Regions from separate parts of the Homo sapiens genome. Here region 2 is linked to region 1. Evidence: chromatin contacts called from ENCODE Hi-C or POLR2A ChIA-PET data. All regions are on one chromosome and are shown on one strand. The core of a region is the stretch at or near the end of the contact, and the rest is flanking DNA. Distances in the headings are between cores, read along the strand shown.

The links. Hi-C counts contacts between places; a loop is a spot of excess contacts on that map. ChIA-PET counts read pairs that join two places held with the same protein, here RNA polymerase II (POLR2A). Pooled maps may share reads with other maps.
Region 2: a map of gastrocnemius medialis shows a loop between it and region 1 (6-fold over the local background). The contact joins two enhancer-like sites. A Hi-C loop is called at or near these places in 1 of 168 maps with a recorded cell type or tissue (gastrocnemius medialis) and 5 of 50 pooled maps. POLR2A ChIA-PET finds 5 or more read pairs at or near these places in 2 of 52 experiments (HEK293 and WTC11).

What each region holds. Positions count from the first base shown.
Region 1 is chr9:120,262,937-120,267,769 of GRCh38, forward strand. No RefSeq gene overlaps it. Among named protein-coding and RNA genes, the nearest start is that of MIR147A, 20 kb to the left of the region's middle. Within about 2 kb of position 3,040, at least 3 of the 41 ENCODE cell types and tissues checked have a DNase peak (open chromatin) inside an H3K27ac peak, as active enhancers do; they include gastrocnemius medialis, where a contact is called at or near this core.
Region 2 is chr9:120,474,718-120,479,375 of GRCh38, forward strand. CDK5RAP2 (CDK5 regulatory subunit associated protein 2) reads right to left here. Exons shown (of 38, transcript NM_018249.6): 15 at 2,633-2,733. Among named protein-coding and RNA genes, the nearest start is that of CDK5RAP2, 100 kb to the right of the region's middle. Within about 2 kb of position 2,899, at least 7 of the 41 ENCODE cell types and tissues checked have a DNase peak (open chromatin) inside an H3K27ac peak, as active enhancers do; they include gastrocnemius medialis, where a contact is called at or near this core.

The DNA of each region.
Region 1 (4,833 bases), core at 1,790-4,289:
AGTCATTTCTTCCTCATAACAGTCACTATTGGGGGATAGCTGCTATTATCTTTCTCATTTTATTGATAGTGAGACTAAGGCACAGAGAGGTTAAATCATTTGCCCAACGTCACACAGCTGCTAAGTAGCAGAAGCAGGACGCTTCCCAGGCAGTTTGAATTCACCAACATGTTGTGCTGCTTCTCAGAACCCATGCGTATAGGTCTTGACTCCATCTGAACACCAGCCCCAGTGTGCCCTGCCAGCTGTGCTCTGAGAGAAGGAAGCTGCCCTTCAAAAATGGCACAGCAAAAGCAAGGTGCAGGCTTATGCAAGGTGAGACACAAACAGCGGCCAAAACCTCCTTATCCTGGAATCCATCTCTGCTGGCCATTTAATATTCCTGCCACAACAGGCATCTTCTTGGCTAACAGCAGTAAGCTCCCTTTTATTTGAATGATAGTTGGGTGGAATTGCCGCTTTTGCCTTCTAAAAATGCTTAAAAGAAAAGCACATCCACATATCTGGGTGGAAGGGAATTAATCAGCTATTAAGTTTTACCTGGCTACACATTAGTGTCATCTGGGGAGCTGTGAAAATTCCTGATGCCCAGGCAGCACCCCGAACAAATTACATCAGAATCTTCGGGGTGGAAGAGGTATCACTATTTTTTAAAGCTCCCTAGGCAATTCCAACATGGAGCCAAGTTTGAGAACCACTACTCCAGACCCAATTTCTTAGCAGGCAGACCACAATTTGAGACACTGGTGAAAAGTTAAATCACTATTTGGCTATTTGTGCTCAGTGCCCAGATGAAGAAGAAAACCATAAAATCTTCCCGGAAGAAGCAACACTTGATTTGGGCTATGAAGACAAACTAAATCTGGAGAGGCAGAGGCGACCAGGAGGACCTCTCCTAGGCCCTGAAGTCTGCTCCCCTCTTCTGGAACACAGCCTCCCCTTCTAATTTCTTCCTTCCTCTTCCCTGCTTCCCCATGTCCCCCAGGAATAAGCAGAGCACTCCAGACAAATGTGATATTGAATGAAGAACATATGTCCTGCGTGCATTTAAAGAGCATTTCTCTTCCTCCTCACCAGTCTCATCAGGAAATAAGTTCCCTCCGCTTTCACATTTTGGGGACGAGCAGATGGCAAAAGTTTTGATTCAGGAATAATGTCCATTTGAATGGCCCACGCTCAGGGGCCCCTGACTGTAATCAAAGGACCATCACAGACATGCAATCTGGACTATTTAAAAGTCCTTATTGCATCCAAAACTGAAATTTTTTCCTATCCCCACCCCCAGCCCAGCTTCTCCTGCGTCCCCATCTCAGTAAATGAATCCCCCATCAGCCCAGCCAGAAAGTTGGGCAGCAGCCCTCACTCTCCCCACTCACCCTGTGTATTCTTCCTCCCACGTGTGTTTTTTTTTTCCATAGCTTTAGGGGTATAAGTGGTTCTTGGTTCCATGGATAAATTGTACAATGTTGAAATCCGGGCTTTTAGTATACCTGTCACCCAAAGAGTGTACATTGTACCCAAGAGGTGATTTTTTTATCCCTTGCCCACCTCGTATCCTCCCCTATTCTGAGTGTCCAATGTCCATTATACCATTCTGTATGCCTTTGCATGCCCATAGCTTAGCTCCCACTTAGAAGTGAGAACATCACATGTGTCTTGACTCATCCTCTTCTATCCAGCCCCTACCATGGCCACAGTGGATGGAGCTCAGGCCTCCCCATGTATCCCAGGGATTATACCCTGGCCTCCTCACAGCCCTCCTTTCCTACTGGTCCCTCTTCCACCAGCACCTGTTGCACATTGTGGCCTCAGAACTTTCTATTAATAGAAGGCACAAATGACCAAGACATGGCCCTGCTTAACAACCTCTGATGGCTTCATGCTGCCATAGCCATGCTTCCAGCTGCATCACTTCACATTTTCACATTGAAAATGGCAGCATTTGTCCAGCACACTGGAGAAAACAGTTGAGCTCCTCACTGCTACAAGTAGCCAACCCTGAAGGTCCCATTGGTCAACCCCATGCTGGAGGGGTGTGGAATCTCAGCACCGTGACAAGCCATTCACAACTTACTAACTGGTAAGCATAGACCTACAGCCATGGATCCTAAACATGTGTGACCACAAAAATTGTCAGGGACTTTTTTGAAAATACAGATCTCTTAGGCCTCCCCTAGCCACCACTCCTCTGCCACTCACCCTCTAGTTCAGAGTCTCATAAAGACAGGCTCCTTTCCTTAAGAGCACGTATCTCATTGGTAATTACACACTCAAATGTATCAGCATTTACATGCATTCTACCTCACTTATTAAGCCATAAGCTCCAATAGCCCCACTGTATCGACAATCGTCCTAGCCCAGATCAAATGCTGCTTCTTTCAGGAAGCCTTCAGGGATCTCTACATTCCGGTACCCCAGACTTATCACCTTCATCAGGCATATGTGATGAACACTGAGCATATGTGGCAATGTCTGGCATATAGTGTATGCTCAAAAAATATCTTGGATGGATGGATGCATGGATGGATGGAAGGAAGGAAGGAAAATGGAGAGAAGGATGAATGAACTGATGGATGGATGGATGGATGGATGGAAAATGGAGGAAAGGATGAATGAACAGATGGATGAATGGAGGCATGGATGCATGGATTCATGTATGGATGGATAGATGGGTGGATGGATGGACAATTAGATGTTTCACTGAATAAATAGAAGATTAGATGAAGGATGGATGCTAGATGAATCTTGGCCCTGCTGACCTCTCCAGATTTATCTCCCACTATTTCCACCAGACATGCTAAAAGCTCACAAAATTGAAAAATGTCATGGCTGTGTTCCTACATGACTTTGTCCTTTTAAAAAAGGAGCTGTTTTGCCATTTGAACAGGGGTTTCTGCTCAAAGGAAACACAAGCTTCTGGAGAGAACAGAAAAAGGTGTGTCAGAAAAGCCATTTCCCTAAGAGGCAGCACTGATGCCAAGAATAGCAGCTGTGTAGGCTTACACACTCTCCCTCAGCTGCCTGGGGAAACGGCATCAACACCCAGGGAGAAGGTCAACGATAGCTCTATTATTAAGCACGTTTCATCATCAGACATGGGACGCCAAGCCGAGAGAAGGGTTGTCAGTCTACTCCAATAACTCTGGCTGGACCTGGCAAAGGCTCAAGGAGAGCTATGTGGAACCCAGGATAACAGCAGTAACAATAGCTACATTCCTGCTGAGCATTCACTACGTGGGAGGCACCTTGCTGAGAACTTTATGCAGGGTATCTCCTTTAATCCTCACCAAATCTAGGCTGTAGGAGCCACACCCTCTTTTTTTTTTTGTTTTTTTTTTTTGAGACGGAGTTTCACTCTTGTCACCCAGTCTGGAGTGCAGTGGCACAATCTCAGCTCACTGCAACCTCCACCTTCCTGGTTCAAGTAATTCTCCTGCCTCAGCTTCCCGAGTAACTGAGATTACAAGCGCCTGCCACCACGCCCAGCTAATTTTTGTATTTTTAGTAGAGATGGGGTTTCGCCATGTTGGCCAGGCTGGTCTCAAACTCCTGACCTCAGGTGATACATCCACCTCGGCCTCCCAAAGTGCTGAGATTACAGGTGTGAGCCACCACACCACACACTCTGTTTCTTATCCATAAAGTGAGCATGATGCTATTGCCTGTTTCATGGAGTTATGAGGATAAAATGAATCAATATAAGACATTTAAATGCTTAAAACACAGTCTATGCACATAGAAGCATTCATTAGTTGTTAGCTATTATCATTATTATTAACTCCATTTAACAAATGAAGAAACTGAGGCTCAGATAAGTTGCATAGTAACCAAGCAGCAAAGTTAGGATCTAAACCCGTCTGTTTAGTCAAAGCCCACATTTCTAACCATCAGGCATTGCCTAGCTCCAATGCCCTGGATATGTGATTTCACCTCAGGTGAAATCACATCTCTGCACCACCAAAATGCTGAATCTTGTTCCTCTAGGTTCAGCTCTTCCATTCAGTAAATATTCTCAGAATGATTGTGGCATACCAGCATCAGAAGGATGCGTAAATGGATCAGACGCAGTCTCCACCTTCAGACTGCTACTGCCTATGGTAGAAAGACCTGCATATAAGTATTAAGGTACAAAGTAGAAAGGGAGTTGCTTTGATTGGGTACCTGCCATGTGCTGGGCCAAGATCTTCCTCATTTCCATCTAACTCTGTGAGGCAGTGTTATCACCCCCATTTTATAGATGTGGGAACTGCTGCCCAGAGAGGTTAAATTGCCTTCTCAAGGTTGCATAGTAAGGGTTTCCATTCCTGAGTTACTTCACTTAGAATAATAGTCTCTAATCTCATCTGAGTCATTGGAAATGCTGTTAATTCATTCCTTTTTATGGCTAAGTAGTATTCCATTGTATCTACATACCAGAGTTTCTTTATCCACTCATTGATTGATGGGCTGGTTTGGTTCCACAATTTTGCTATTGTGAATTGTGCTGCTATAAATATGCGTGTGCTGATATATGGAAGCTAAGCTATGAGGACACAAAGGCATAAGAATGATACAATGGACTTTGGGGACTTGGGTGGAAGAATGCAAGGAGGCAAAGGATAAAAGACAACAAATATGGTGCAGTATATACTATTCAGGTGATGGGTGCACCAGGTTCTCACGAATCTCCACTAAAGAATTTTCTTATCTAACCAATAGCACCTGTACCCCAATAACTTATGGAAAAATAAAACTTTTTTAAAAAAGGTTGCATAGTGAGAAATAAATCTGGTGGGGTTTTTTTTTGGTTTTTTGTTTGTTTGTTTTCTGATTTCAAACTTTATTTCAAAACTA
Region 2 (4,658 bases), core at 1,649-4,148, 210 kb after region 1:
GAATAAATAGTAAAAGTGAAAGGATCAGCCACATTCTTGCTCACAATGAGTTTCCTCCCTTCTTGACTTCCCTTTCCAGTTTTAATCACAGTACATCATCTGTCTTCAGGGTCATCCACCTTTCCTGTCAATTTCCAGAGTGAACAGTGCTGGAGTTACAGAAGAGAGCTCTACCTTCCTTAGCCCACATTCTGCCCTCTGGATATGCCAAGGTCTGAGGATTCAAAAACCTCCTGTAAACTAAGTTTATGCATGATGAAATATTGAGACATATGTAAGCTTTTCATGCTGTCATTATTCTTAAGAAATCTTACCATTTACTGAGTGCTTACTACATGCCAGGAAGTATTAGGTCTTTACACAGTGTCCTCTCTAGTTTCAACACAACCCTGTAAAGCAGGTAGACATCTAAGTAGGTAGGTAAGTAGGCAGACCAGCCAATCTCAATTTCACAAACACACTGAGGCTCAGGGTGAGAAATTACTTACCCAAGAGCTCAGGGCTGCTGAGTGGCAGAGCTGAGATGTGGACCTAGGTCTGTCTCCCACTGAATGTATTACAAGTCTGAAGATGAACAGGAAGCCTTTTAAGAAACCTTGTTAGTCCCGGTTAGTCTTTGTTAGTCCGAGTTAGCCCTGACCCGCCTCAGTCCCATCCAAGTTTTCATTCATTAAGAAAGAGCCTGTGAAACTTGGGAGCCCCTCATGAAGCTGAGAAGACTCAGGAGCAACCATATCCACCCACAAGGCCTCTCAGTACCCAGAATCAACCTGGCTCCTACCCAGAGAAGCTGCGCAATTGAAATGAAATGTGTCCACTCCCTCTGTGAGTTTCCACACGACTCAACCCCCAGTGCCCCCCACTGCTCGCTCCCACCGCCCACCTCCCCCAACACCACTTGCCAAGTGAAAATGACCAGCAGCTGAGGTTTCTTGAAAAAACTCACTTTCAGAGAGTGACGCCTACTCCCAGAATTTCAGCAGCATGTTTTCATTTTCCCTAAACTCATTTCCTATGAAAAAATCTGGAAATTATCTCATAATTTAGAAGATCAACATGGCAGGGAGGGGCATTCCTGCACAGAACATTTCCCAAATGCCTACTCTGTACCAGGCCCTGGGGAGCAGAGACAGTAAGGTGGGACCCCTGCCCTGAGGGAGCTCCAACACAGGTGAGGAGGCAGAGCAGGCACAGACGGCTACAGAAGGTGACCTCCCCACGCAGGGCAGAAACACAGAGAGGCAACTGTTTTGGGGATTAGCTGGGCTGCCTGACAAATGTAACATTCAAGCTAAATTCTAAAGGACTGGGAGGAGACAAAGTAGGGGAAAGGTTGGGAATAGAAGGGTAGGAAACACAGGTGAAGGTACAGGCAGGAACACACAGCCCAGGGAACGATAAAGAGCTCACTATGGTAAGAGCAGAGGACATATGAGAGGGAGAAATGAGGGGTGATTCTTTTTTAACTTTTCATTATAGAAAATTTTAGACATATACAAAAGGAAAAAAAAAAAACTACTGTAATGAACCTCTCCCCCATCTACACATACCCCAGCCCCAACAATCAGAGAGCCAGGGCCAATCTTGTTCTTTTGATATTCCCACCCACGTCCTCAGCTTCTGCACTGTTTGGAAATGAATCCCAGACATCATATCCTTTCAGCTGTACCCATCCCACTGTGTAGAGAGAGGTGACCAACACTTGTAATCCCAGCACTTTGGGAGGCGGAGGTGGGTGGATCCTGAGGTCAGGAGATCAAGACCATCCTGGCTAACATGGTGAAACACCATCTCTACTAAAAATGCAAAAAATTAGCCGGGCGTGGTGGTATGTGCCTGTAGTCCCAACTACTTGGGAGGCTGAGGCAGGAGAATCGCTTGAACCCGGGAGGCGGAGGTTGCAGTGAGCCGAGATCCTGCCACTGCACTCCAGCCTGGGCAACAGAGCAAGACTCCATCTCAAAAAAAAAAAAAAAAAGGACTTCTCAATTCTGAGAAGTCCCTGAGGCCAACCCTGTGTGTACAGACACATGGACAGAGGCCCAGAGCAGCACTTGCCTGTGGACACAGAGCTAGAAAGTGGGAGAGTCAGGGCTAGAACAAGGCCTCTATCCTAGAGTTGGCTCTCCCCACCACACCTTGCTGGCAGCAACTCATTTCAGCAATTCTGCAGAGATAGGGAGACTTGCTTGAGTCCCAGGGTTCTGTCACTTGACATCTGTGTGACTTTGAGCAAGTCACTTACCCTATCTTAGTTTTCATGACCTTATAGAAAACACAGGGATAGCATTATTATTACTTCACAGAAAGGCTGTGAGGATCATATGAGATAATACACATAGAAGCACTTTCTAAATATATAATAAAGTATTTTTAAAACCTGAGTAATCATGATTTTAAAACCTGAGTAATCAATTTTGTTGCCAAAAATCAGACAATTCTTGATAGAAAACAGGTATATGTGACTATCAAATAGGGCAGTCGCCACCCAAGCTTTATAAGCTCCATAAGCAAACTGGCAGGGCTTTGCTGCCTTAGAGATCAGCACTGATTGAAAGGGTGTGTGCGTGTATGCGCGTGCATGTGTGTGTGTTCGCATTCACATGTGTGATGTCCAGACAGAAACGCTTACCTGTCTGATTCCTGCAGAGATTTGACCAGATGGGTATAGATGTCCTGCTCTTTCTTTAAGACCTGAATCAGCTCTTCATAGTCTGATGATTGTTTCTTTTCCTGGAAATGACAATGGGCATTTGACATTAAGGAAAGAATTTTGAAAGAGTACATCCTTATATTATGCAAACATATGTAGCTAGTCCCAGTTTTTAAAATCAAACGAAGGTGAGAGAGGCCCTGTGCCTGGCTCTGGCTCAGGCCACAGTCAGAGAGCACCACCTTCAGGAGGAGTGGGGAATGACTGCCCATCACTCATCCCAGAACAAAGCAGAGAGCTGAGCTTCCAATACTGCTTCCAACAGCTGCTAGGAAGACGCACCAGCTATGGGATTAGCCCATCATGAGTCTGTCATCCCTCAGAGCTGCTGTTCATCGTTTTTAAAACACTACAAAAAAAATATCTTTCCATATTCACTGTTGCTCCAAAGAAGAGAAATTCACAAACCAAAACCTGGCAAGTACTGGGGACTAGGGATTTAGTTACAGTCAAGTAGAAGAGGTCAACTGAGGTATTCTTGGGAGGCATCCAGAACACAGTGATGATGAAGAAATCTGAGTTGGATCTCTGCCACTTACTGGAGGTATGATCTTGGGTAAGTAGCTTAACAAAACTCTATGAGCTTCAGTCTCCTCATTTATGAAATGTGGATGTCATTTTATGAATTCACATTCACAAATGTGAAATTTTTTAATGTTCAAAATTTGGTTCTGCCACCTACCAGTTCTGAGACTCTGGGAAGTTACTTACTAGGAGCCTTGGTATTCTCACCTGTAAAACTGGTGGACAATTACCACTGCCTTATGGAGTTACAGAGCAGATGAAAGATAAATTGCATACTGTAAGGAACCAGGGATACCTGGAGAAATGGCTGATTCCCGTATTAGGACAAGGAAAATCAGGAACAATAAAAGATATGTGTATAGCATTTTATTGTGCCAAAAAATGAGGAAGTGCTTATAGAACAGTGGTTGCCAGGGGCTGGAGGGATGAGGATATGGGAGATGTTGGTGAAAGGGAACAAAGTTTTAGTTACGCAAGATGAATAAATTCCAGAGATGTAATATACAGCATGATGACTATATGTAACAATACCCTGGCCAGGCACAGCGGCTCACACCTATAATCCCAGCTCTGTGGGAGGCCAAGGCGGGAAAATCACTTGAGGCCCGGAGTTCAAGACCAGCCTGGGCAACATAGTGAGACCCCCGCCTCTACAAAAAAGTAAAAGATAAAAACATTCGCTGGATATGGTGGCATGCACCTATAGTCCCAGCTATTTGGGAGGCTAAGACAGGAGGATCCCTTGAGCCCAGAAGTTTGAGACTGCAATGAGCTAGGATCATACCACTGCACTGAAGCCTGGGCAACAGAGCAAGACCCTGAAATAACAAACAAACAAACAAAAAATACTGTATTTTACACTTGAAATGTGCCAGGAGGGTAGATTTTAGGTTTTTTCATCACACAAAAAAAGGTAACAATGTGAGATGATCGATATGCCAATTAATTTGATTATGGTGATCATTTCACAATGTATATATATATCCAAATATCTAGTGTACCTTAAATACATGCAATTTTAATTTGTCAATTATAACTCAAAGCTGAAAAAATTTTTAAAGAAATGCTTAAATAATGATGGAATGTTGTCAAAAGGACACACAGACCCAGTTTGGAAAGGCTCCCACAAGCCAAATCTGGGATGATTTGAGCATTGAAATAATGAGTAATGGTTTATAACCCACTGATAATAACTGATAGTAACAGATTATAACCCACCAAATAAAACAGGAATTCATAAATCCATATTGATATGAATAGGAGGGAAAAAGAGTAGGTTTTTCTTTATAGAAAAATGATGATGACTAATAAATGTAAAAAGAATAATGGAATTAGAAAAATCACCCTTCGCCAACCATCACAGTAATAAATAATTCAGCCAAGAAACACAAAAGGATGCTAAAACTAGTAGGTAAAAGTC